Linked DNA regions of Homo sapiens: all the other regions are linked to region 3. Evidence: chromatin loops called from intact Hi-C (ENCODE). Cell type or tissue: CD14-positive monocyte. All regions are shown on one strand.

Region 1 (8,000 bases), 200 kb after region 3:
GGTGACTTGTGCCAGCTTTGCCCAGCAAGGCAGGAGGCCCAGGGAGCAGCCCAGCACCCAAAACTAAGTGAGGCTGAGCCCAGACTGGGCCCTTCTGGTGGCATCGGAGCAGTGGGCTCCTGCTGAGGGAAAGCCCAGGTGCTGCCTCAGTCTTTTTCAGGAGCCCTCAGACTGGAGTCCACTGGCCTCGAGCGAAGCCCCGTAAGAGACCCCTCTGGGGTCTGCAGGAACCCAGCCTCCTCAGACCGCCTGAGCTCAGCCCCCAGGCACCTGGGCTGCTCCCACACTCAGGCTCTGGGCCTGACGGGGATTTGGATCCCATTTCCCTTCTTCCCAGCTATGGCCTCGGGCAAAGCATTTGACCTCCCAGGCTCTTGTGGAAGGGTGTGCAGGCTTACATTCTATGAGGCGGAGACACCCGGGGCACCATCGGGCCAGGGCAGGACCTCCACCAACAGTGGCTGTGATGGGGATGACTAGGGGGTGGGGGGGAGGGGGGGAAGAATCCAAAATGGGTGGGGCCGGGCACGGTGGCTCATGCCTGTGACCCCAGCACTTTGGGAGGCTGAGGCAGACGGATCACTTGAGCTCAGGGGTTTAAGACCAACCTGGGCAACAGAGCGAGACCTTGTCTCAAAAAATAAAAAAAAAAGTCCAAAGTAAATCGAAGCAAAAGGCCCCTCAATGTGCCTAAGCCCCCAATCCCACCAGCACCTGGCTCAGGCAGCTGGGAGGCGGTTCTAGGTCAGGGCCCAGGCCACTGGCCAGGCTGTCCTCGTGGAAGGCCACTCGCTGACCCTTGCCTTGGTCCTGGGCTGGGACACTCCCAGGAGACCCAGCAGCTCTCTGAGCCAGGACTTGCCCATCTTCAGCTGCGTGAGCTCATTCAGGGCAGCCCCCTCCCCCTCTGCTGGGGCTCGCTGGGGCCACCGGGGACAGGGACCCCAGTGAGGAATCTGGTGTTTTCCGACAAGTGTCATCCAAGCTGCAGCACAAGGCGGGATGGGTCCATAGGGGTGCGGGGTCCAGCCCACACAAACACCCGGATGTGGGGGGTCCCCGTGACTCCTCAAAGCGGATGTGTAGGAGTGCAGGTGTGGCGGGCGGGAAGGAGGTGGGGCCAGAGAAGCCCTCCCATCCCTCAGTCAGGACAGCTCCAATTTCTGGGCCTGCACAGAGACACCTGGAGCGCTCTGGAGGACCAAGGTCACGGTCTCCCTTGGGACTAAGACCCCAGTGCTGTGGTGACACAGGGCCCCCGATGGCATCTGTCATCACCGGACATCTGTCAGAGGACCCGGGACCATGCACTGGCCGGCAAATCTGGGTCAAACCTTGCCCGACATCCCAAGTCCCCTGTGCGTTCTCCCCACACTGGGCGTGTGGTGTGGGCACGTGCTCCATGGGGACAGGAGCCTGCCCTGCAGCCAGGAGCTGCCACAACCACTAGGTCCCGGCCTCCAGATACCAGCAGAGCGTGGGGTTCAATTCGGGGAGCATCCTTAAGAGGAAGAGCACCCCTTTTCTGTCTGGGACCCTGAAAATGGTGGGAATAGAGGTCAAAGGAGCCGGAAACTAACTGCTGTTTCCCTAGGCTGCCCATCTGGTCTCCTTTGCTGTATGAAAAAGTAAACTTCTCTGTGGATTAAGCTGCTGTCTTGAGGGTTTTCTGATCCTGTAGCTGAACCCAGCTGTAGGACACGGAGCCGCTCTGGGCTTTGCTTTCCTCTGTCGAATGGATGTACCAGGGCATCGGCCCCTGGTGAGGAAACGTCCCCTGCAGCTCCACCGTAACTGCGCACACAGGGAAGGGCTCAGGGGACACCCCCTGCCTGGAAGGGGTCCGTGGTCTCAGCCCCAAGCCCGGTGGGAACGAAGGCTGCCTCAGAGGTTCTAGTCCCATCACTGTCCCTCACACGCTCAGAACTACGGTGTAGACGGTGGGGGTCTCTTGGGTGCCGCCTGGAACCCCGTGGGGAGGGGCTGGGCCTCAGCCAGGGCAGCCATTGCTCAGGGGCAAGATGGAGCGCCCCTCCCAGAGCTCAGGCCTGCCGCAGGGCTGCCTCACCAGCCCCAAGCGCTGGGCTGGGAACAAGGGGAAAGGGAAAAGCAGGTACTCTGGAGTCACTGTCAGTGGGTTCGAACCCCAGTTCCACCCCATCCTGGCTTGGGGACCCTGCCCCAGTTTCAAGTTGCTTATCTCAGCCTCAGTGTCCTTATTTGTAACACAGAGCACACGCGAATCCCTGTTCCTGAGGCTGGAGGCACCCGTGGCGTACAGCAGGAACAGAGGCCGAGTATCCCCTCCTTCCCTTCCAGCCCCCCGGGTCCCTTCCCTGGAGTGACAAAGCGCCTGCTCTTCATCTGCCTTTCTCACCCCTCCCGACGGCCCCCACGGAGGGAACGCACGTTCGCAACAGCCCCACTCTTAGCCATTGCTGGGAGTCTTGGAAGTCATCAGGGACCCTGGGGCCTGGGGAGCACGTGCAGAGGTGTGGGGGAAGGTAGCCATGGAGCCCCAGGCCTCTCCTCCAGACTGCCCTGCCCTCTGGCCCTCCCTTCTCTTCAGGGACCAAAGCAGGAACAAAGCACCTGCTGTTAGTAGCCAGTGTCCCGGAAGCCACTACTCCACAGGCCTGAGCCTGGGTGCTGCCCTGGAGAGGTGAGGGCGGCAGGAGGGTCCCATCCAAGCACCATCAGAGGCCCCAGGTCCCGAGGACACCCAGGTTAGCCAGAATCTCCAAGCTGAGATGGGGACAGGGCCCAGTGGGGCAGCAGGGCCAGTGCCAGCCAACCCAGCCTGCCAGGTCCATAGAAAGGGCAGCAGGTGAACTGTGATTTGGTCCCTGGAAAACAGCTAGGAAGTCCAGGCAGAGGCCCCTGCAGAACAAGCCAGGCTTTCTCACACGAGGAGGCCGCCGATGAAGAGGCCCGTGGCCTGTGGCCTGGCTCAGTAGTGGGGTCTGCTCCAGGGTCTCCTAAGTCAGGTGCCCCATCATTTCTGCCAAAAGAACAGGACCCCGTCCCCTGTCCACACCCCAGGACACGCCCAGCACAGGATGCCCTGCAGGCATCAGAACCACACAAGCCATTTCCTCGGGGTGGGGGGCACCCCAAGGAACCCACAGACTGGCCCCTCCTCAGCTGGGAAAGCCGCACCCTCGCCCCTACTCTGAAGCACCCCAGGGGCTGAGGGGGGCCCCTCACAGAGACCCCTGCCTACAGGGGATCCCAGGGCCAGAACCACAGGTGAGGCCTTCACAGATTCCAGCACAGGTGCCCAGAGCCCAGCCCCCAGGAACTCCCTGTTTCTGCAAACTGCCTTCCTCGCTGAAGGGTGCTCCACTGGGGACGTCAGCGCCAGTCACCACCTGGGCCAGCCCTGGAGTGTGCGCTCCCCGGGACCCCGGCCTGGGCCACCTGGCCCACATCACCACTGGTCACACACGTCTGGCTGAGCAGCCAGCAGGCCCTTCTCGGACTCTCCATGCTCACCATCAGGCCCAGGGTCCTCCTTCATATTCCTGGAGCTTCTGGGGCTCCGTTGGAAGCCATGACTGTAGGCCCGTTCCAGCAGCCTCAGTGCCCTCCCAGGGCTGGCAAGGACAGCGAGTGCAGGGAGCTAGCAAACCCTCACCCACTGCCCCTGGAACCACGGGGAAGGGGGCCTCTGGGGCCACAATGCCCCCACCCCAGGCCATTGCAAAAGCCACTGGCTGGGCAGTCCAAACAGGGCAGGGAGAAATGTAGCAACAGCCTGGGGACGGCTAACAGGGAGAGGGGGCAGGCAAGAGCCTTCTCCAGCAGCCACCCCGCCCAGGAGCAGGCAGCCCCCGCCGTCTTTGGCAGCCCAGTCTGACCTCTGGCCCCCAACCCCAGCCTGGCAAAACCAAGCTCCCACCTTCTGGAAGGCGTCCAGGGGAAAATTTCAGCCCCGCCGAACCCTAGTCCTAACTCTTCCTTCCCTTCGCTTGGAAGCTGGGCCCCCGGAGCTGTAGGCCAGGGGCGCGCTCCCCAGCACGGAAGCAGGTCCCCTCCGGGTCCCCCACCTCCCTGCGAAGAGGAAAGGGAGAGAAAGGGGAACCCGCCCCACAGGTGCGCCCATCACCGGGCGGACAGTCAGGAGGGGGTCGGAGGGAGGCCGAGGGGTGCCCCCACGCCGTCGTGCGCCCTGATCAATAGCCCTGGGGCAAGTCCCCGCCGCCCCGGCCTCGGTTTCCCCGCTCAGGAAGCAGGGCTGAGCCTCTCCCAGCGCGGACCGGCCCCCTTTCTCTCCGAAAGCTGCTCCACCCCCGGAACCCCACGCCGGGCTGCAGGGACGCGGCGGAGGCCGAAACCGGTGTAGACGCCCGGGGCCAGGGCGGGGGGTGGGGTGCTGGGCACTGTGACGCCGGCTCCTTGACCCCGTGACTCCGGGACCCCCTGACTCCGGGACCCCCTCCTGTGCCTGCCGCCGGCCCAGGCGCGCTCTCCCCGGAGCCCCGGAGCGGGGCGGGACGGGCGGGGCAGGAAGGAGGGAAGCCCAGAAGAAAGTTAGGGAAGCGGAAGCGGCGCGGCGGTTCCCCGGCCCCTCCCGGCGGCCCCCGGCCTTGCCTCATGTTCTCCACCGTCCGGCCGCCGTGGCGCAGCAGGCAGACGAGCGAGGCCACGGCGGACACCGTGAAGCACAGCGCGCAGTACAGGGCGACCTTGGCGTAGAACTCGGCCGCGCGGCTCAGCTGCACCAGCAGCAGCAGCAACAGCAGCGCCGCGGCCAGACACGGCCACAGCTCCATGGCCCGGCCCGGCGCCCGACGGCGCCGCCAGCTCGCTCCCGCTCCCGCTCCCGCTTCTCCCCCGCGCGCTCAGGCCCCTTATTGCGAGGGCGGCGGGGCTGGGCGGGGCGGGGCGCGGCGTGGGGGAGGAGCGCGCGGCAGGGAAGGGCTAGGTGCGGCGCCCCGCCCCGACACTGTCCCCAACAACGCCCCGACACGGTCCCCTCACCAGGCCCCGCCCCGCCACTGTCCCCAACCCCGCCCCGACACGGCCCCCCCTTCCCGCCCTGGGTCACCCGGCCCGGACCTCCCCTCCACGCTCCCTCCCCACAGCCTTCTGCCAGGTTACCGAGGCTCTGGCGCTCTGCTCCCACCCTCCCGGTCCCAGGGGACCCCCCCATCATGGCTTGCCGGTGGCTCGGGCTCTGGCGCTGCCCCCCATGGTCTGGGCCTCCTGCCCCGCCCGGTGCCCCCTCCCCCCGCTGCCGGGGCAGCCACAGGCTCCCGCGCGCAGAACCACAGCTCCCCAAGGGCGTAAAACCAGCGGGGATGCGCCCGTGCCAGGCCGGTGGCCACGCAAAGGGCCGCCGGAACCGCCCCCGAGTGACCAGTGGCCACCTGGCAGAAAGCCTGGCTCTTAGGGTGTTCTCGGTCCCCTGCGGGGAGACTCGTGGGGGCGCGCAGGCCAACTGGGGCGTGTGTCTGGGCGGGGCTGGGTTGCCCCACCCTGGGTGCCAGAAGTAGCCTTGTCACCAGGGACGCTCCGGGGGCAGGCGAGGTGGGTGTCAGGTGGCGGCGTTCACATCCGCTTGGCAGCACGGCCAGCGTGGCAGGGCAAGGTGCAGCTGGGACAAGGGCAGCAGTCACCTGGCCCGGCCCCCACCCGGCGTCCCACCTCAGGGAGCAGATGGAGATTGAAAAGCAGTTTCCTGGGGTCCCTCCTCATAGGGACTCTTGGGTTTGCTGCAGTTGCGGGAGTGCTGGCCGCCCTGCGCTCTAACGGGTCAGCAGGGGAGCACGGCCCCTCTTTTTTCAGATGCAGAGTTGAGCTGTTAAAACATTTCCCTGAACATTGTAACCACCCCCCAAACTGTACTGAGAGAATGACAAATACAGAAACTGCTCTTCAAATGAATGGGGAACTGCGGTCCTGAAGGACGTGGGGTCTCGCTGCCTGGGCTCAGCAGCCCCTGCCCAGGCGGTCCCAGCTTTTCTTGAAAGTGGAGACACATCCTTTTGCCTTAGGCCTGTAGGCATCTTACAGCGAAACCCAGGAGAGCATTTTCCAGCCCAGTCTCCTTCCAGATCCATATGGGCTTCATCTGGAATCAGCTTGGAGGGCCTGGCTTGACCTCTTTCCACGCTTGGAGCCGGAACTGCACACCCCGCAGCCGGGAGGTCTGAGAGCTGCACTGCTGTGCCTCTGAGAGGCTGAGAGGTGGCTGCTGACGGCTGCGGGGTTTTCATCTTCCAGGGCAGATGAGGTGGGTGCACCCTGCAGACAGGAGTGCCGCTGCCGGGAGCTGGGGGATGCGGGGGTGTGGGCTGGGGTCCCAGGTGGACTTCCTGGAGGAGTGGGGCTTCACAGCACCTTCAGCTGGAGGCTCTGTGCACCCAGGTCCCGAGCAGGTTGTACCCTGGCTGTGGAATCCAGTCCTCACAACCATCAGGCCTGTCCAGGGGCTTTACATGCCAGCCCCCTTCTTGTCCTTTACCTCCCAGCCCACCGACCTTTCCAGGGTGGCCACCATCTTCCTGCACCCCTAGGTGACTGTGTGTGTGTTGGACACCTCTCCCTCCTCTCCTCCCCCCGGAATGGAGCCCGTGGGGCCTCATCTGTTTTGTGCACCATGTGCGACCAGCACTCAGGCCAATGTCTGGCACATAGCAGGTGCTCAGCACACACTTTCCATAGTAGCAAAGGCATCCCCATTTTACAGAGGGAAAACTGAGGCTCTCAAGGGTGAACACCAGACAGCCGGGACGTGACAGAGGAAAAGAGGCTGACTCTGAGCCGGAAGACTCCTGCCAGGGCTGGCAGGAACAGTGCCAGGGCAGCACACGGTGACCCTGTTGCCTCCCCAGACAAGGTGGGGTTTTGCCCACTGCTCTCCTGAAGAGGGTGAGACCTAATTTCACCTCCTCCCTCTTCTCTGCACCTTGCAGAAGTGTTGAGAGAAACGTCCACTTTTCCTCCGACAAGATCCAAGAGGAGGCGGGCCAGGGACTTGGGGAGTGATGAGGAAGTACTGTGTATTTTAATATAATGCCACATTTGGGAAGCTAACACATTATTTGTTTCTAGAAGTAAAGCTCCAGAGAATCTTATGGGCTGGCAGAGATGCCAAGAAAAGAGATTTTCTTCTTCTTTTTTTTTTTTTGAGACGGAGTCTCGCTCTGTCACCCAGGCTGGAGTGCAGTGGCGTGATCTCGGCTCACTGCAAGCTCTGCCCCCTGGGTTCAAGAGATTCTCCTACCTCAACCTCTTGAGTAGCTGGGATTACAGGCGCCCGACACCACACCCGGCTAATTTTTGTATTTTTAATAGAGACAGGGTTTTGTCATGTTGGCCAGGCTGGTCTCAAACTCTTGACCTCAAGTGATCTGCCCGCTTCGGCCTCCCGAAGTGCTGGGATTACAGATGTGAGCCACCGCGCCCAGCCTAGAAAAGAGATTTTCTCTAAAATGAGTGCTTCTCACCCAGGGAGGGCTGGCATGGGCTCTGCTGGGTTTATCCCAAGAGTGTGGTGAGGGACTGGGAGCCTGGTTCTGTTGTGTAGGGATGGCCAGCGCCCTGTCTGACCCTTGAGATGCCCTCAGCTACCAGGGGCAGGGAGTGCTGGGCCGGTGGTGGCCGTGCGGCTGTACCCACCCAAGGACAGCTGAGAGTCCTCCTGGGCATTTGCTGGGACCCGGCCAGACAGCGCATGACACCAGGTGACAGTGAGAGCTGAGTTGGCACCGGCTGCTGAGGCCCGGGGAGCCCACACAGCTCAGGGAGCGAGTGAGGACGGAAGGACCAGCCAAGCCTCTCCAATTCCAGGAAGCAGAGATGAAGCCAGTGCTGTGTGGCCCAGGAAGGACTGGCAGGGGCAGGGCAGCCGGGCTTTGAAGACCAGTCCATCTGGCTTTAAACCTAAACCCTGAGTTAGCCAAGGCACCAGAGCCTCGGTTTCCTCATCTGTAAAGTGGAGACGTGACGCTCGCCGTGCCCAGTGTGTGACAGGAGGCAGCTGCCGGGCTGGC
Region 2 (8,000 bases), 75 kb after region 3:
ACATGTTGAAGGCGTGGCCTGGTGGGCCATGATTGAAGCACGGGATGGACTTCCCCCTTCGCACTCTCTCCTGCTCTGGCCATATGAAAATGGTGCCTGCTTCCTCTTTGCCTTCCACCATGATTGTAAGTTTCCTGAGGCCTCCTCAGCCATGCCTCCTGAACAGCCTGCAGAACTGTGTCAATTAAACTTCTTTTTTCATAAATTACCTAGTCTCAGGTAGTTTTTATTTTTTGAGACAGAGTCTTGCTCTGTCGTCCAGGCTGGAGTGTAGCAGCTTGATCTCGGCTCACTGCAAACTCCACCTCCCAAGTTCAAGCGATTCTCCCGCCTCAGCCTCCTGAGTAGCTGGGATTATAGGTGCTTGCCACCATGCCCAGCTAATTTTTGTATTTTTAGTAGAGACAGGGTTTCACCATGTTGGTCGGGCTGGTCTCGAGCTCCTGACCTCGTGATCTGCCTGCCTTGGCCTCCCAAAGTGCTGGGATTACAGGCTTGAGCTGCTGCGCCCGCCCTTAGGTAGCTCTTTATAGCAGTGTGAGAATGGCCTAATACACTCCTTTACTTTTTAGAGCCCCTAGGAGCAGAGTTAGGGGTAGAAGTGTGTCCTGGGGTCCAGCTCGATCCCTTTCCTCAGCTCACAGGACCCTCTGATGGAGCCTTCCACAAGCCCCACAACCCAGACTGCTGGGCTCGTCATTATGGTTGGAAACCACAGTCATTTTCTTAAAACTTCACTCGGTGCCCATTGCCCCACCAGACTGGGACCTGCAGAGGACAAGGGTTGGGTGGGTGCAGCATGCCAGGGTCAGCATAGACTTAGTGCGGGGATGGGTGGTGAGTCAAGCCGGGGCCCTCCGAGGCAGCACTGGGTCAGCTTTCAGAGCATCGGTCCTGGGACTTTCTCTGTGGCGTCCTCCCGGTGGCCATGCCCTCCAGCCACGGGAACTCTCCCTTGTAGCCCAGGGTACTTGGCATCTCAGGAAGGCCCTGCGTTCCAGGTGGGCCAGGAACCCCTGCACAACTCAGCTGATGGAACCAAGTGGACAGGAGACTAACCCAAGATGCTCTGTGCTCCAAAAGTCACTGAGTCTCTTGAGAACAGCCTTTGACCCAGTGGTGGGGAGGCCCCGTGGCCTGGTCGTGGCCGTGGTCAGATCACCGTGGCCGGGGTGAGTGAGGACGTGTGCTGGACGGTAGCCTTGTTTTCTCTGGACAGTGCTGGAGCTCATCTGGGACTCCACCACCACCCAGTGCTTGCCCGCGACCAGTGGCTCCTGTGAGGAGGGGACCCCGTGGCCCGTGGCTCCCGTGCTCCTGCGTGGACCGCATGCCCTCAGTTCTGGCTTCTCCTGGCCGCCTCGAGTCCCACAGCCGAGAGGGAAGACTCCCGAGAGAGCTCCACCCAGAGGCGCTACTGAGGGCCCACGCTGGCCGCGTGCGACCAAACCCTCCTGAATTGTTCACCTTAGAGCCAGTGTGTGTAGCTCATCTTAATCATTGAGTTTGCATTTGTTTTAGAGTGAAAATATGATTTGCCCCAGGTGAGGCCCAGCTCCGGAATGAATGTGCTGTGCTTTATGCCCAGGACTTGGGCTCTCCCTGGGGTCCAACGGTTGCCCCTGTTGCATCCTCCTCACCCCAGCTTTCCCCCCAAGGCAGGAAGGGACACTGAGGCGGCAGGTCTGGGATGGGCATTAGGACTCGCTTCCTGCCCTGCAGGGCTCCAGAATCACTGGGGAAGCCCGAGGAGAGCTCAGGAGTTGAAATTCAGCCCGTGGAACCGGGATCCTTGATCCTCATATCCACCTGGTCTCTGCCTGAAGCTGGGTGACCTCAGGCAGGTGACACTTCCGCTCTGCACCTTGGGTGCCCTTCTGTGGAATGGACTCACTTTTGGCACCTGTGAGGGGATGAGGTGGGCTCAGTGGGCACTTGGTGCTTGGCCCTGGGCCTGGCTTGTGGTCAGCACTTTCAGTGGACAGCTGTGGTTTGGGGACCCACTGTTCCCCTAACCATCTGCCCACGTGTTTGGACTTCTGGGCCCAGGCTGCCTGGAACAGGGGGGCCTAGGACCTGTGCAGACCCTATCTTCCAGGGGAGTTGCCGACCTGGGGGACATGAGCCATCTTTGCCACACCGTGGGAAGGGATTACCAGGGAGGGAGCCCACATCAGGGTCAGGGAGCCCAAAGAGGGACAGACACAAAGTCCAGGCAGCATTGCCGGAGCCCTGGATCCAGCCACGCCAGGAGCTGCTGTGATTCTGCAAGCGTTCACTGCTTACAAGGCAACTGAACAGTCATCTTCCCCTTTTGACCTCCAGCGACCACCCCTCAAGATCACTGGGAAACTGAGGCCTGAGAGGGAAGGACAGCATTGAAGGTTGTCCAGGAGGTTAGAGCAGACGGGAGGAGAGCCCCGGCCTCCAGGTCTCCTTCCCACGGGAGCCCGCTGGCTGGGTGTGTGGGCCGCCTGCCTGAGCCGCTGCTGTGGGAACCACCCGCTTCCTGAGCTCCCCTGAGCCCCCGCCCGCTGCCAAGCCAGCCTGGGAAAGCCCCTGTGGCGGTGAGCTCGGGGCTCAGAGCAGACCCTTGACCCAAAGCCTGTCACAGCAGACGCCGCATCCTCCCCTTTCCTCCCAGCCCGCGTGGCTAGGCTGGGGTCTGCCCTGCTAGCGGCCTCTGGCCTGGAGCCTTCTCCTGCCTAGGCCCAGCAGTGGGCCCCCCACCAGCATGGACCCTTCTGTAGTCCCTGCGCCCACCTCCTCAGTCCAGAGCCAGCTGGGGCAGGCTGGCCGCACAGCACATTGAGGAGAGGCTGTTGGCTCTATCGGGAAATGGCGACCCGATGTCCTCCCACATGCTGAGCTGCACCCACCCTGCCAGCAGGTGCTTCGGGAGACTCAGAGGTTCCTGGTGGGGTCAGAGGCACCTAGGACCCCAGGGCCAGGCCCTCGTTTCTGTTTACTCCTGGAAGAAGAGAGTTCTTGTCCTCCCTGGCAGGAGCTGGGCTTCAACAAGTCCCCTGAGGGCCCCTGGACCCTGGCAGTCCCTGCGCTGAGCCAGGAGCCGCTGCGGACCAACCAGACCAGGGTCTGACACCTGCCGGGCTGAGTCTGGTTTCTGTTTCTCAGGTCACAGAGGGGTTTGGTGGCTGGCGTGGGGGCCATGGAGCTGGGTTCTCAGGCGACTCTGCTGCGTCCACACTGTTCCCTCAGTCAGCTCCATGTTCTCACCTGTACAGTGGGGCTATGGTGAGACACGCAGCGGGTGGCTGATCAGGTGCGCTCAGCATGAGGCCAGCAGGCAAGACCCCTGCCCAGAAAGCTGTGGGGCCACCTGCCCACCCGACAGGGCCTGGACCATGCCCTCCATGCGAGAGCGAACTGCCCAAAGCAGCTGCCCCGGGACAAATCTCCCCCTCCCTGGCCCCGTCATACCCCAGGCCCTGGGATTTCCAGAGGCCCACGGGCTTGTGGCTCAGAGCTTGGGAAGTGCTCAAGGGGAGGGGCCCAGGACTAGGCAGAAGGGCAGGATTGGGGACAGGGCCGTGGGACTCCTATAGTGACCGCAGGGAGGAGCAGCCCAGGTCACAGCAGAAGGGGCTGAGGAGGGGGGTTGTTGCACGCTGAGGGTGGGTGTGAACCTGACCAGGAGGCAGCTGCCAGCCTCACCTGGGAGGGGCGCCCTGCAGCCACGCCTGGCAGGAGGTCCCTGGAGCCTGCCCGCAGCCTCCTGCCTTGCCCCAGAGGCTGCATTGTCTCCCGCTGGAGAGGCAGGGAGGGCTTCCAGGAAGGGGCACAGCGGGCAGCACCCCAGGCCTGGAGCTAATGCGCTGGCTGCATGAAGGAGCCGGCCCCGACCAGCCCAGCTGCCTGCAGGCCGGGACCTGGGGGCCGAGGCCCAAAATGGAATCTGACAGCTAAGCCCAGCTCAACCAGGTCAGGGCCCACCTCTGGGGTGCAGTAAACAGGAAAGTCCACAGGGGACCAGAGGCTGCCACGAGAAAGGAAAGGGCTGGGCCAGAGGGTTTCACAAGATGTTTCAGATCAGCAGGAAATGGTGACTTCTCACTGTCTGACTCCACTGGCCTTATTGAGCCAGCACTGCGGCCAGCAACCGCGCTGGGTGTGTCTGTGAATTTCAAGGGAGCCCACACGTGGGCGGCAGTCGCCCCGCTGGACTCCCAAGAGGAAGCCCCAGCTCCCAGCCTCACCTCTCACCCCGTCCTAGTGAGGCCCTTCTGCGTGTGCGGTGATTCTGGACCTGCCCAGGCTCCCGGCTGGAGCTGGGCATGAGAAACTGAGGCCCAGCAGGGTCTGGGCTGACCCAAGGGTCCCCGCCTCCCATTGATGGGGCCCCACAAAGAAGCCCCAGGTGTCTCGGCAGGTCCCTGGCCCTTCTGAATCATTCCCCAAAATGTAAAGCTGGCTTTGTGCATCTTCTAGCGTGAGAACTGTTTGAAATTGGGTGGGCCAGGCAGTGTGAGGCCCCGCAAGCGCAGTCCTGGGTTGGGTCAGCCATGCAGCGTGAGGCCCTGCAAGCGGAGTCCTGGGTGGACAGAGCACCGCACTCCCGGCATCTGTGCACGGCCATGCAGGCCCAGCTCCTTTCCGGAGAAGGTCCCGGCTCTGTAGAGGGGTCCTCGCTCTGTTCCAGATGGAGTCCAGATTCCTTCTGACGACCGTGTGTCCTAAGAGGCATAAAATGCTCGCATTTTTGACCTAGTGATTCTCCTTCTGGGAGTTTATCCCGAGGAAATAGCACGAAGCCAGAAAACCTTCCGTGGGAGACGCCCCCGCCCGCGTTATTTATAACCGGGAGAAGCTGGAGCCGGCCCAGATGCAGGGGAGGCCCGGCTGGGAAAACCATCCCGTCTGTCTAATTGAATGATGTGCAGTTGTTAAAAGCAATGCCTGTGGAAAGTTCTAACAACGTGGGAAACACTCATTATGGGATGGGAGGTAGAGACGTGGATGTGTCGGCCGCCAAGGACTCTCAGCCGGCAAAGCAGACCAGGGCTGTGAATTCGAGACCTGCGCGTGTGGGAGGGAGGAGGTGCCCCATGGCCACCCCGGCCGTCCTGCAGGGGAAGAGGTGGTATGGGTTCTGCCAGGTTCCGCCCCGGTCCTGGCCACATGGTGATCTATGGGGGACCCTCTTACCAAAATGAATATGATTTATGGGACTCTATCTTCACCCCAACTCAGAGACTTTCCCCATGAGGCCGCAGGGGTCAGGATTCCAAGGTCTGTCTCTGAGTTTCTGAGTGGGCGGGGTGAGTAGGTGGCAGGGGAGGAGCCAGTTCCCACTGGGGCCAGCAGACCCCCTCCCTAATGGGCAGAGAGTCCCCTTGGGGCCTGCTCCAGCTGTCCTGGGAATGGTTTCCAGGCCCCAGGCCTTTGGGATGCAGCAATGACACCGGCTGTGGGGGTCGCAGCCCCAAAGGGGAGGGAAGAGTCAGTGGCTCCTGGGGAGTCCCGCAGATGCTCCCTCCACATTCCCCGAACCTCCGTCCCTCTCCAATCTATGTGGCTCACCCTTCCCACCCGCTCGGCTGCTGCGAGCCCGCGAGGCCCTTGAGGCCAGGCACAGGGCTGGACGTGGCAGGTGCCCATGAACAAGGAGGGATGAAGACTGAGGCAGGATGGGGCGGGTTGTCAGGGGTCTGATCAGGGGAGGGTGGAACCCCTCCACCAACACCGTGTGCTGACACTGGAGTGAGGCCTAGGCCTCTGGATGGGGAAGGTGGGGGACAAGGACCTGAGCCCCCAAGGGCCAGCGGGTCCCAAGGAGCACAGAGCCCTGGGGTGGGGACAAGGGACCCCTGCCTTCGGCTGAGTCCCTGGACCCCGACCCCGGAAGCACCAGGCCTGGGGCGCAGCCACCTCTGGCCAGCAGCGGCCGGGTCTGCCAGGCCAGAAGGCAACTCAGGACTCAGTGCGGCCGGCACTCTGCCCTCCCCCTAACCAGGGCGGGCCGAGGAGAGGCCTTCGCACCCCAGGTGCACAGGTGGTCCCCGGTGGGCTCTCACGGCAGCAAGGGGTAACAGCAAACGACTGGGCAGCCGAGGGCTCTGCTTCTCTTTTGTCTGACTCGTCATCACAACAGCCCTGTGAGGTGGGTCCACGTTAAAGACCGGGTGAGGAAAAGGCAGAGGCCGGTGGGGCCCAGACCACTCCAGCAGCCACTCAGGCCCCAAGGAGGTCCCGGGACTCCAGGGAGATCTCCTGGGGAGAGGATCTGAGCCTCTGCCAGACCCCAAAGCTGGCGAGCCACGGGAAGGCGGACACGCGGGAAAAAGGCAGATATGCGGGAAGGCGGACGGCCAGGGCTTCTGTCCCTCAGGCTGCCCTGAGCCCCATGCCCCACACTGGCCACTGGCACCCATCCCAGATAGAGCAGCTGGGAACTGACCCGGGCCAGGGAGTGGCCGTGGCTGGGCTTTGTACATCTCCCGGCAAACAATCTGTCCTTTCTACTGAAGACTTGAGTGCGAGGATGATCTACAGCCCCAGGGAGCTGCCTGGGCTTGCGGGGAGGGTCTGCCAGGGCTGGGGGGGGAAGGTCTGCCCGGGCTGTGGGGGGGGGAGGGTATGCCAGGGCTGGGGGGGAGGGTCTGCCAGGGCTGGTGGGGAGGGTCTGCCCGGGCTGGGTGGGGGAGGGTATGCCAGGGCTGGTGGGGGAGGGTCTGCCCGGGCTGTGGGGGGAGGGTCTGCCAGGGCTGGGGGGGGAGGTTTTGCCAGGGCTGGTGGGGAGGGTCTGCCCGGGGGAAGGTTTTGCCAGGGCTGGGGGGGAGGGTCTGCCCGGGCTGTTGGGGGAGGGTCTGCCTGGGCTGTGGGGGGAGGGTCTGCCCGGCCCCCTGTGAATTTCGGGCCTATAAGGTGCCCCGGGTACGGCAGACATTTTTCTCACCATTAATCATTTCCATACCTACATAAGATGCAAACGAGGCGAGGTGAGATGTCTTTCTCCACCCTGCACAGCGGATGGGATGGGCCCAGGCTGGCCTCCCCCAGGCTGCTATGCGTGGGAGGGGCTCCCTCGGCCCTTCCCCAGGTGCTGCAGCCTCTGTCCCTTTCACTGTGCTCAGGGCCACACCAGGCCCCTGAGGCTGGAGAGTGCAGTCTCCGCCTCTCAGAAGGGGCTGGGTGGCAGGACCCTCGGGGAAGCCCTGCTCTGTGACTGCTGATGAGCCCATTCGCCCGCCGCGCCTCAGTCTTCTCTCCTGAAAACCAGGCAGCGCTTCCTTCCTTCAGGGGGGCTGGAAGAGCCCCTGGCTCCCGGGCGGTCCTGGGGACCGGCAGAGGCCCTCAGACCTGAGCACTTCCCTGAGCATGAATGGGAACGACCAGGAACGAAGTCTGACCCAGGCCACGTGCGGAGAAGCCCCGAAAACCCTGTACTCTGTGAGGCAGCAGACACCCAGGCCACACGCGGTCACATTCCATTGCCATGAGACGCCCAGAGCAGGCCAGCCCGGGGATCCGGGTGCAGAGAGCGGATGGGACCAGGGAGGGGGTGATGGCTCCTTAGCGGGTAGGGAGCTCCTTAAAAAACGTTTGGGAGTCAGAGGCAGCGCCACACGACCTCCGGCTGCACCGAATGCCACGGGGCTGTACGGTTTTGATGGATGTGAGTTTCAACTCAATTTGAAAAACAGAAGGGGTGCAGGTCGCCCTCTCTGGGCGGCAGCCCCCACCCCAGCTGGAGGGGAGGTGATCTGCCCACAGGCTGTGGGTGGGGCTCAAACCCGGGTCTCTAACGGCCAATCGAAAGTGCAGAGAAGCCACCCGGACTCAGTTTCCCCTTCCAAAATAGAGGTCTTGTTCTGGGGACCAAGGGCCTGTGTTCCCGAGGGCACCCTTAGAGCAGGAACAGGCTGGAGGAGTCATGGGCGGGGTAGGGAGGGAGAGGGTGGTGGTGGGGGCTGAGTGGGGCCATTCACAGCTCCTTAGGAGGGACAGCCCTCCACCCACATCCGGGGCGGCTGATGGCC
Region 3 (8,000 bases):
CTGCAGCATCCGCTGGTTTCTCCATTCTCCAAGTCTCTGCCCCTGCTCACACCTGGAGGCTGGACACAAGTGTCACCACTTCCCTGAACCCCCCTAGGTGGGCTGGAATCAGCATCTGGTGCAAAGCTCTGTGACCACTGCTGTACCACATTATGCAGAGCACACAGGACAGGCTGGTGCACCTCCAGGCTGTGCCAGGAAACCCGCTGCCTTTGCGTCACCACAGCCTTGGTCACAGCGTGACCTTGGTGCCTCCGACGGGTCAGCTCCTCCCATTAGCCATGCTGTCCAGCACGGGGGCCGCTGGTGCTTGCTGTGAGACTGAGCTGGGCTCTGAGTGTAAACTACATGGTAGGTTGTGAAGGATGCAAATATCGAATCAATCATTTTTTATTGCATATTAAAATGACAATATCTTGGATGTATCAGATTAAACAAAATACTATTTAATTTTATTTCACCTGTTTCTTTTGTTTTTGACATAGCTGCTGGGAAATGTAAAACTCCACATGGGGCTGGTGTTACATTTCCACTGGACAGTGTTGGTCTAGAAGGCAGGCACTCAGCACCCCTAGCCTGTGCTTATAGCCTCCTATGATAGGGGCCTGAAATGCCAGAGGCTGATGGGTGGACCTGGCTCTTTGCTGACAACTGGCGGGCCAGTGGCGGTCCTCCAGGGAGCCCCCAGCAGAGCAGCAGTCTCAGTGAACGCAGGACGGCCCCTCACTGTGAGCTTCTGCTCCTCTTTCCTACCTGGTGTAAAATAGCAGTGGCGAGTATGTCTGGGTGCTTGTGGAGGTTTACTGGGCAGGCCTGCTCCCTGCCGGACACTGTCCTCAGCCCCTGACACAGACCCTTAGTCCTGGACGCTGAAGCTGGAGGCTTGGCCTGGAGAGAGGAAGGGGCAGTCTCTGTGAGACGGTTAGCTGGGTGGTCCAGGCAAAAAAACATATGAAGGCCTCCAAGGTGGAGAGCACTGACACGGAGCTCTTCCTGGAGGAGGAGGGAATAGGGCTGGGAAGCTGGAATCAGGGGAGAGGAAGCAGATCTGGAGGCAGGGTCCGTAGAGTTTGTTCTGTGGCGTTTGTTCATCAGGCCCCTGCAGGGGTTCCCTGTCAGCATGCCACCAGGCTGGCCAGAGGGTGGGCCAGGCTTCCTCTTCTTACCCTCATAGAGGAGAGGAAGTCACCTCTGTGAGGGGAAGGCCAGACCCCCAGGGCCATGGTGGGCAGTGTGGAGGGAGCTTCAGTCCCACTCACTTCCATGCACAAGGCCTGCCAAGCACACAGCATAGGGTCCGCAAACATGCTCACCACGCTGCCACCCCCTTCCCGTGTTCTACTCACCTCTGAGCCCCACCCTAACCTGGAGTGCTCGCCCGGTGTGCTCGCCAGGGGTGTGCAGCGAGACAGCACTGTCCACTTTCTAGGCCTTCCCAGGGCTGACATGAGGCTGAAGGTGCATCCCCGCCCTGGCACATGTGCCCTTGCTCTCGGCTGCTGGGGAATGGGTCCCACAGCGCCTCCTCCCAGCACAGGCAAAGGCATCTCCTTTTGGGCGCCCACCTGGCTAGCAGAGCACAGGTAAGATGGCTCCAGCAATGGTGGGCTAACTACCGTGTGTCCAGCTGTACTGCAAGCTTCCAGAAGTCAGAGACCCTCAGCCACTACCCAGGTGTTCAGCCTTGGGCAAGCTACCTGGCCTTTCCAAGCCTCTGCCTCCTCCCCTGTAAAAGAAGGTGACAGCCTTGCCCTTTCCCGGCCTCCTGCAAGGACTTCCTGGACCTGACCTCACAGGGTGGCAAGCGTATCCTCCACACCAGGCCTCCCCGGAGGCACAGGGCACATTGACGGCATTGCCAGCAGCCTCGTTACTGCAGGAGCGTCATGCTCCTCATCTCCAGCATCTTCAAGCATGTTGGGCACATAGCAGGTCTCAGAGAACATTTTTCTGGAATCATTGAGCCAAGTACTTACCATGTAAGGTGCTAAAAAGCACTAGGAATGAAGCAGAAAGCTCAAGGCTGATGTCGATGTCACAGTAACCTGGGACCGCAGGCCCCCAGGGCCACAGGAGGAACTGCTGGCTGTCCTTGAGCTGAGGCAGGGTCTTGGTAAGCTCACGAGTCCTCTATCCCCAAACCATGCACAGATGTCTGCTGAGTCCCTGCTGTACCCCAGGCACTGCTAGGAGCTGGGCTGTGGCCGTGAGACAGACAAGCCCAGACTCTGCCTCCGGGGAACATGGATGCTGGCTGGCCACAGAGGTGCCCATACAGAGGGCACCATGCAGTGTCTGCTGGGGACAGGCAGGAGGAGAAGGAGCATTTCTGGCTGAAGTGAACAGTCCACATGAGGCTTCTGCGGGGTGAGCGGCCAGTGGGCGTAGGCTAGTGTGGACTCTGTAGGCTTGCTAAGAGACCCGCAGGTGGTGTCTGGAAGTATAGGAAGCTTCCAGAGGCTTTTCAGCCAGGAGCGATGCAACCAGTTTGGGCCCCAAAGGCTCTCCAGGTTAGGGTTCGAGCTAGGGGCTAGGGAGAGCCAGGGCCCAGGAGGCAGCCTTGGGTGGCCTAGGAGAAAGAGGCGCTGAACCCAGGAGAGTCCCCAAGAACCCGGGAGAGTCCCCGAGGGCACAACCCCAGCACAGCACGGGGTTCACACACAGCAGGCAGGAGACAGTCCTGAGCATTGAGTGATGATTTAAGTGGTGGACATGGACTTGGTGGCCTGGGGACTGTAGATAGGGAAGAGAAAAGGGCCCGGGTGGAGCTGGGAAGAGCTCCAGTATTCGATGCCAGGCCAGTCGTGGCATTAACTCCTGGCAAAGTATCCGATGCCAGGCTGGCCATGGTATTGACTCCTGGCAAAGTGGCCCAACAACCCCCTTCTCCCCTCTGAGCAGCCGTCTCCCTGTCTGAAAAGTCACCAGGCTGGATGGCATCAACTCTACAGGCCTTCCTGCTCCTCTGAGGGCAGGTGACTCCTCGTGGTTTGACACGGACCGGGAATCACATAGCCCTGGCTCAGTGAATGGGCGAACTTGGCTAAGTCGCCTAACCTCTTTGAGCCCCAGCTTCCTCATGTGTAAAACAGGATAATAGCAGTGTCGCGGGGGATGGCCCTGGGCGTGGGGTGAGGGCCATTTCTGCCCTGTGGTCACTCGGGAGGACCTGTGGGGCGCTGGCAGAGCAGTGCCACCAGGGGGAGGCAGAGAGCCGCCTCTGAGTCGGCCAAAGTAACAGGTGCACGCTTGCCAGGTGAGGTTGCTCCCATCTGTCGTCTCAGCATTTTGGGAGGCCAAAGTGGGAGGATCACTTGAACCTAGGGGTTTGAGACCAGCCTGGGCAACATAGCAAGATTCCATCTCCACAAAAAGAAAAAAAAGTAAAGTTATACACTTTTCTTTTTTTTTTTTGAGACCGAGTCTCACTGTATCCCCCAGGCTGGAGTGCAGTGGTGCAATCTCAGCTCACTGCAACCTCCTCCTTCCGAATTCAAGCAATTCTCCTGCCTCAGCCCCCCCAAGTAGCTGAGATTCTAGGTGCCCACCATGGTGCCCAGCTAATTTTTGTATTTTTAGTGGAGAGGGGGGTTTCACCAGTTGACCAGGCTGGTGTGGAACTCCTGACCACAGGTGATCCTCTCGCCTCGGCCTCCCGAAGTGCTGGGATGACAGGTGTGAGCCACCACGCCTGGCCGTAGTTATAACTTTTCTAAGGTTCATTTTATTAAATGGAAAAATGCCAAACAGAACGACAAAGGCTGTGGTAGAATGTGCACGTTTGTGTGGACCCAGGGCACATTTTCACCAGAAAATCCCGTGCGATAGAGTGGAAGATATACCAAAAGCCACAGCAAATATCACGCGTGACTCCGCAGAAAATTATAGATTCCTAACAAACACTGAGAGTGTGTCCTGTGCTGTAAGGTCCAGGGATGGGCCACAAGTTCAAGGTTGTGTGAAGAACAACGGAAACCCACCTCTGAGGCCCTGGGCACCTGGCACCTGTCGTGTTGGGCATGAATAAAGCTTCGCAGCTCAGTCCTGCAATCTCCATGAGCCTAGACTTGTCCATCTTAAAATGTAGACGGTTAGGACACCTGCTGAAGGGGCCGCCAGGCTTAACTGTGCCAACACGGCATGCAGGTGGAGAACAAAGAATGCGATTGAAAACCTCCTAACGATAACAAGAGCTGTTCCCTTTCTGAGCCCTCACCCCATGCCCAGCGTGCACCAGCAGCTCACCATCGCAGGCCCAGGGCCAGCACCCAGGTCCCCACTTGACCCACGAGGACACTGAGGTACAGCAACAGCCAGGACAGCAGCCGCCAGGTGGAAAGCAAAGACACAAAGCAGCCAGATCGGGAGTCACGTCGGGGCAGGCGACTGAGGCGCCACCCAGCCACCTTCAAGATGCAGATTGAAGAACAGCCTTTCCCAAAGCTCGCTCACTCACTGACCCTGCGTCTTCGTCTGCAAAGCCTGAGTAACGTGGGAGGCCCTGCAACGCCCCCTCTGAGAGACCTCCACTAACGCCAGCACTTTTTTTTTTTTTTTTTTTTTTTTTTTTTTTTTTTGTGAGAGTGTCTTGCTCTGTCGCCCAGGCTGGAGTGCAGAGGCATGATCTCTGCTCACTGCAAGCTCCGCCTCCCAGGTTCACGCCATTCTCCTGCCTCAGCCTCCCAAGTAGCTAGGACTACAGGCGCCTGCCACCACGCCCGGCTAATTTTTTGTATTTTTTAGTAGAGACGGGGTTTCACCGTGTTAGCCAGGATGGTCTCAATCTCCTGACCTTGTGATCCACCCGCCTCAGCCTCCCAAAGTGCTGGGATTACAGGCGTGAGCCACCACGCCTGGCCAACGCCAGCACTTTCAACGCACCGGGACCAAGCTGGACCCGGTTTTGTTTTGAAACACTTTTACTTTTGCAGACGAATACGTCGGTGTCCCACCAGGAACCGCTGCTGGTGGATGCTCACCACGGGAAACAGCCGCGTGACGCTCCCCCTTGTCTGCCTCTGCCCAGTGCTGCCCCCTCCAGCAGAGCTCCTCATGTGTGGTTCGTGGATTTGGGTCCACGATGAGATAAGGAGCCACACAGAACGAAATCAGTCCACCGCTGAGCACGCAGTTGAGCCCCACGGACACCCTTTGCAAGTGAGACTTTTGGGATGAAGGCAGCACAGGCCTGTCGATCCCTGGAGCAGCCCGGGGGCTACGGCACCGTGCTTCCCTCTTGGATGGAGGCAGCCCTGCCTGCCGGGGGCCTGATTTGTGGGCCCTGATGAGTTGGTGCCTCCGGGCTCTTGGGACCCTCCTTTGCTCTATCCAGAGGGACGCAGCGCCACACTCGGGGTTCACGCCGGCAGCGGCGTGGAGTGAGTCACCAGGCTGAAGATACACTTGGTGTTTTCCTGCGCTGGGTGGAACTGTCTGGAGCCCCCTTGGCATCCTGCTGAAGAGTCCGAATCTGGACGTGAGCCTCCTGGAGATACTGAACACCTTTTAAAGTGTGGCCAGGCCCAATCTAGGGTGCTGTGAGTGTACTGTACATCCTGGGTTTCAAAGACACAGTACCAAAAACAAACAAACAAAAAGAATATAAAACATCTCATTCACGGCCGGGCGTGGTGGCTTACGCCTATAATCCCAGCACTTTGGGAGGCCGAGGTGGGCCGATCACGAGGTCAAGAGATCAAGACCAGCCTGGCCAACATGGTGAAACCCCCTCTCTACTAAAAATACAAAAATTAGCTGGGCGTGGTGGCAGGTGCCTGTAATCCCAGCTACTCGGGAGGCTGAGGCAGGAGAATCGCTTGAACCCGGGAGGCGGAAGTTGCAGTGAGCTGAGATCGCACCACTGCACTCCAGCCTGGGTGACAGAGGGAGACTCTGTCTCAAAAAACAAAAAACAACAAAAAAAAACTCATTCACTTTTTATGTTGTGTTAAAATAATATTTTTGATATATTGGATTAACTAAGCTGTAGTATTAATATACACTTTGCCTGTTTCTTTTTACCTTTTTAATGTGGCTACTGAAATATTTAAAGTTGCATATGTGGCCAGGCGCAGTGGCCCACACCTGTAATCCCAGCACTCTGGGAGGCCAAGGTGAGGAGAGGACTGCATGAGCTCAGGAGTTCGAGACCAACCTGGGCAACAAAGTGAGACCCCATCTCTGCAAAAAATAACAAAAAAATTGGGTGGGTGAGGTGGTGTGCACCTGTAATCCCAGCTGCTAGAGAGACCAAGGTGGGAGGATCACCTGGGCCCAGGAGGTTGAGGCTGCAATAAGCTATCATGGCACCACTGCACTCCAGCCTGGGTGACAGAGCAAGACCCTGTCTCAAAAACTTTTTTTAATTAAAAAAAAAAAATAACATATTGAGGTGAGACTCACAGAACCTAAAATTAACCACTTTAAAGTGTACGAGTTAGGCCAGGTGCAGTGGCTCACGCCTGTAACCTCAGCACTTTAAGAGGCCGAGGCGGGTGGATCACTTGAGATCAGGAGTTTGAAACCAGCCTGGCCAACATGGTGAAACCCAATCTCTACTAAAAATACAAAAAAATTAGCCGGGTGTGGTGGTAGGGGCCTGTAATCCCAGTTACTTTGGAGGCTGAGGCAGGAGAATCACTTGAACACAGAGGCGGAGGTTGCAGTGAGCCAAGATCACGCCACCACATTCCAGCCTGGGTGACAGAGCGAGACTCCGTCTCAAAAAAAAAAAAAAAAAGTGTCCGCGTTATTGGCATTTAGTGCACTCGAAGGGCTGTGCACGCACCACCTCTCCCTGGGCCCAGAACATTTGCGTCACTCCAAAGTAAAACCCCGGGCCGTCTTCATCCACGTCCCTACAAAGGACATGAACTCATCATTTTTTATGGCTGCATAGTATTCCATGGTATATATGTGCCACATTTTCTTAATCTAGTCTATCATTGTTGGACATTTGGGTTGGTTCCAAGTCTTTGCTATTGTGAACAGTGCCACAATAAACTAAAACTTAAAGTATAAAAACAAAACAAAACAAAAAAAAACCCCGGGCCGTTTAGCAGCCACTCCCCTTTCCTCCTCCCCCCGGCTCTGGGAACCATCAATCTACTTTCTGTCTCCATGGGTTCGGTGACCACAGGCACCCCATAGAAATGGAGTCACTGCACCTGCGGCCCTTTGCGGCCGGCACCCTTCACTGAGCACCGTGCTTCCAAGGCTTGTCCGCATGGTGGGTGTCAGCGCCTCCTTTTCTACGGTGGAATCATATTCCCTCGTGCGCATTCGTCAGGGTTCTTCCGGCAAGCGGAGCCCATAAGACGTGCCACTGGAGAGGTTATTGCAGGGAATTGGCCACACGACCTCGAGGCCTGCAGTTCCCAGGGTCTGCAGTTGCAGGCAGGAGGCCTGATGGCGTTGCGAGTCCGAAGGCCGGTGGGCTCCAGGCCCAGGAAGAGCCCACGTTTTCAGTCCAAGTCTGAAGGCAGGAAAAGACCAATGTCCAGTGCAAGCGGTTGGGTGGGAGGACCCCTGGCACTCGGCCTATTGTTCTCCCCAGGCCTCAGCGGACCGCACGGGGCCCACCCACACTGGGGAGGGCGGACTGCCTTACCCGGGCTGTGGATGCAAATGCGAACCTCATCCAGAACACCTCAGAGACACACTCCGTTTGGCGAAATGGCCCGGCCAAGCTGACACTAAGGTTCACCGTCACAGCAGACGGTTTTGCTGACCCGTCGTTGGCAGTGGACGCTCAGGCTGTCTGTGGCTGTACTGAGTGATGCCGGGACAGCAAGTGGCCACGTGCGTTTGTTTGAGTCCCTGTTTTCACTTCTTTCGGACAGACCCCCAGGAGTGGAATTTCAGGGTGCTGGGAGTTTTATGGGCAGGACTCCGGCTGGGTCACCCCCTTTGAAGACAAGAGTCAGGCCACTCACTGCAGTTCCACGGTGGCCCCTCCTGGTCCTGGTGCCCAGCGCTGGCTGGCAGACGCAGCCCCCAGC

What was found. Peaks named below come from ENCODE experiments on the same cell type or tissue, not always from the same donor. Only the 100,000 strongest peaks of a DNase experiment are listed, where the experiment ranks them.
Region 1: it touches region 3 in a loop (2.8-fold over the local background); 33 of 110 quality-filtered maps call a loop at or near these places.
Region 2: a loop joins it to region 3, with 3 times the contacts of the local background. A loop is called at or near these places in 3 of 110 quality-filtered maps.

Annotation. Positions count from the first base shown.
Region 1 is chr9:136,682,583-136,690,582 of GRCh38, forward strand. AGPAT2 (1-acylglycerol-3-phosphate O-acyltransferase 2) reads right to left here and starts at 4,875. Exons shown (of 6, transcript NM_006412.4): 1 at 4,594-4,875. The coding sequence starts at 4,775. RefSeq lists enhancers at 1-30, 3,480-4,341 and silencers at 4,062-4,631, 4,852-5,051, 5,522-5,601. In CD14-positive monocyte, no CTCF peak of the experiment used is centred here; DNase peaks (open chromatin) are centred at 4,589 and 4,939; H3K4me3 peaks cover 3,307 bases; H3K27ac peaks cover 3,107 bases.
Region 2 is chr9:136,560,732-136,568,731 of GRCh38, forward strand. No RefSeq gene overlaps it. Among named protein-coding and RNA genes, the nearest start is that of NALT1, 17 kb to the left of the region's middle. RefSeq lists enhancers at 2,883-3,743, 3,744-4,605, 7,776-8,000. In CD14-positive monocyte, CTCF peaks have their summits at 3,997 and 4,196; DNase peaks (open chromatin) are centred at 60, 2,430, 3,480 and 4,080; H3K4me3 peaks cover 1,594 bases; H3K27ac peaks cover 2,920 bases.
Region 3 is chr9:136,485,613-136,493,612 of GRCh38, forward strand. It overlaps C9orf163 (chromosome 9 putative open reading frame 163), which reads left to right. Exons shown (of 1, transcript NR_172629.1): 1 at 1-455. Among named protein-coding and RNA genes, the nearest start is that of C9orf163, 6.1 kb to the left of the region's middle. RefSeq lists a silencer at 3,249-3,298. In CD14-positive monocyte, CTCF peaks have their summits at 3,190 (motif pointing right) and 3,409; a DNase peak (open chromatin) is centred at 3,159; H3K27me3 peaks cover 434 bases.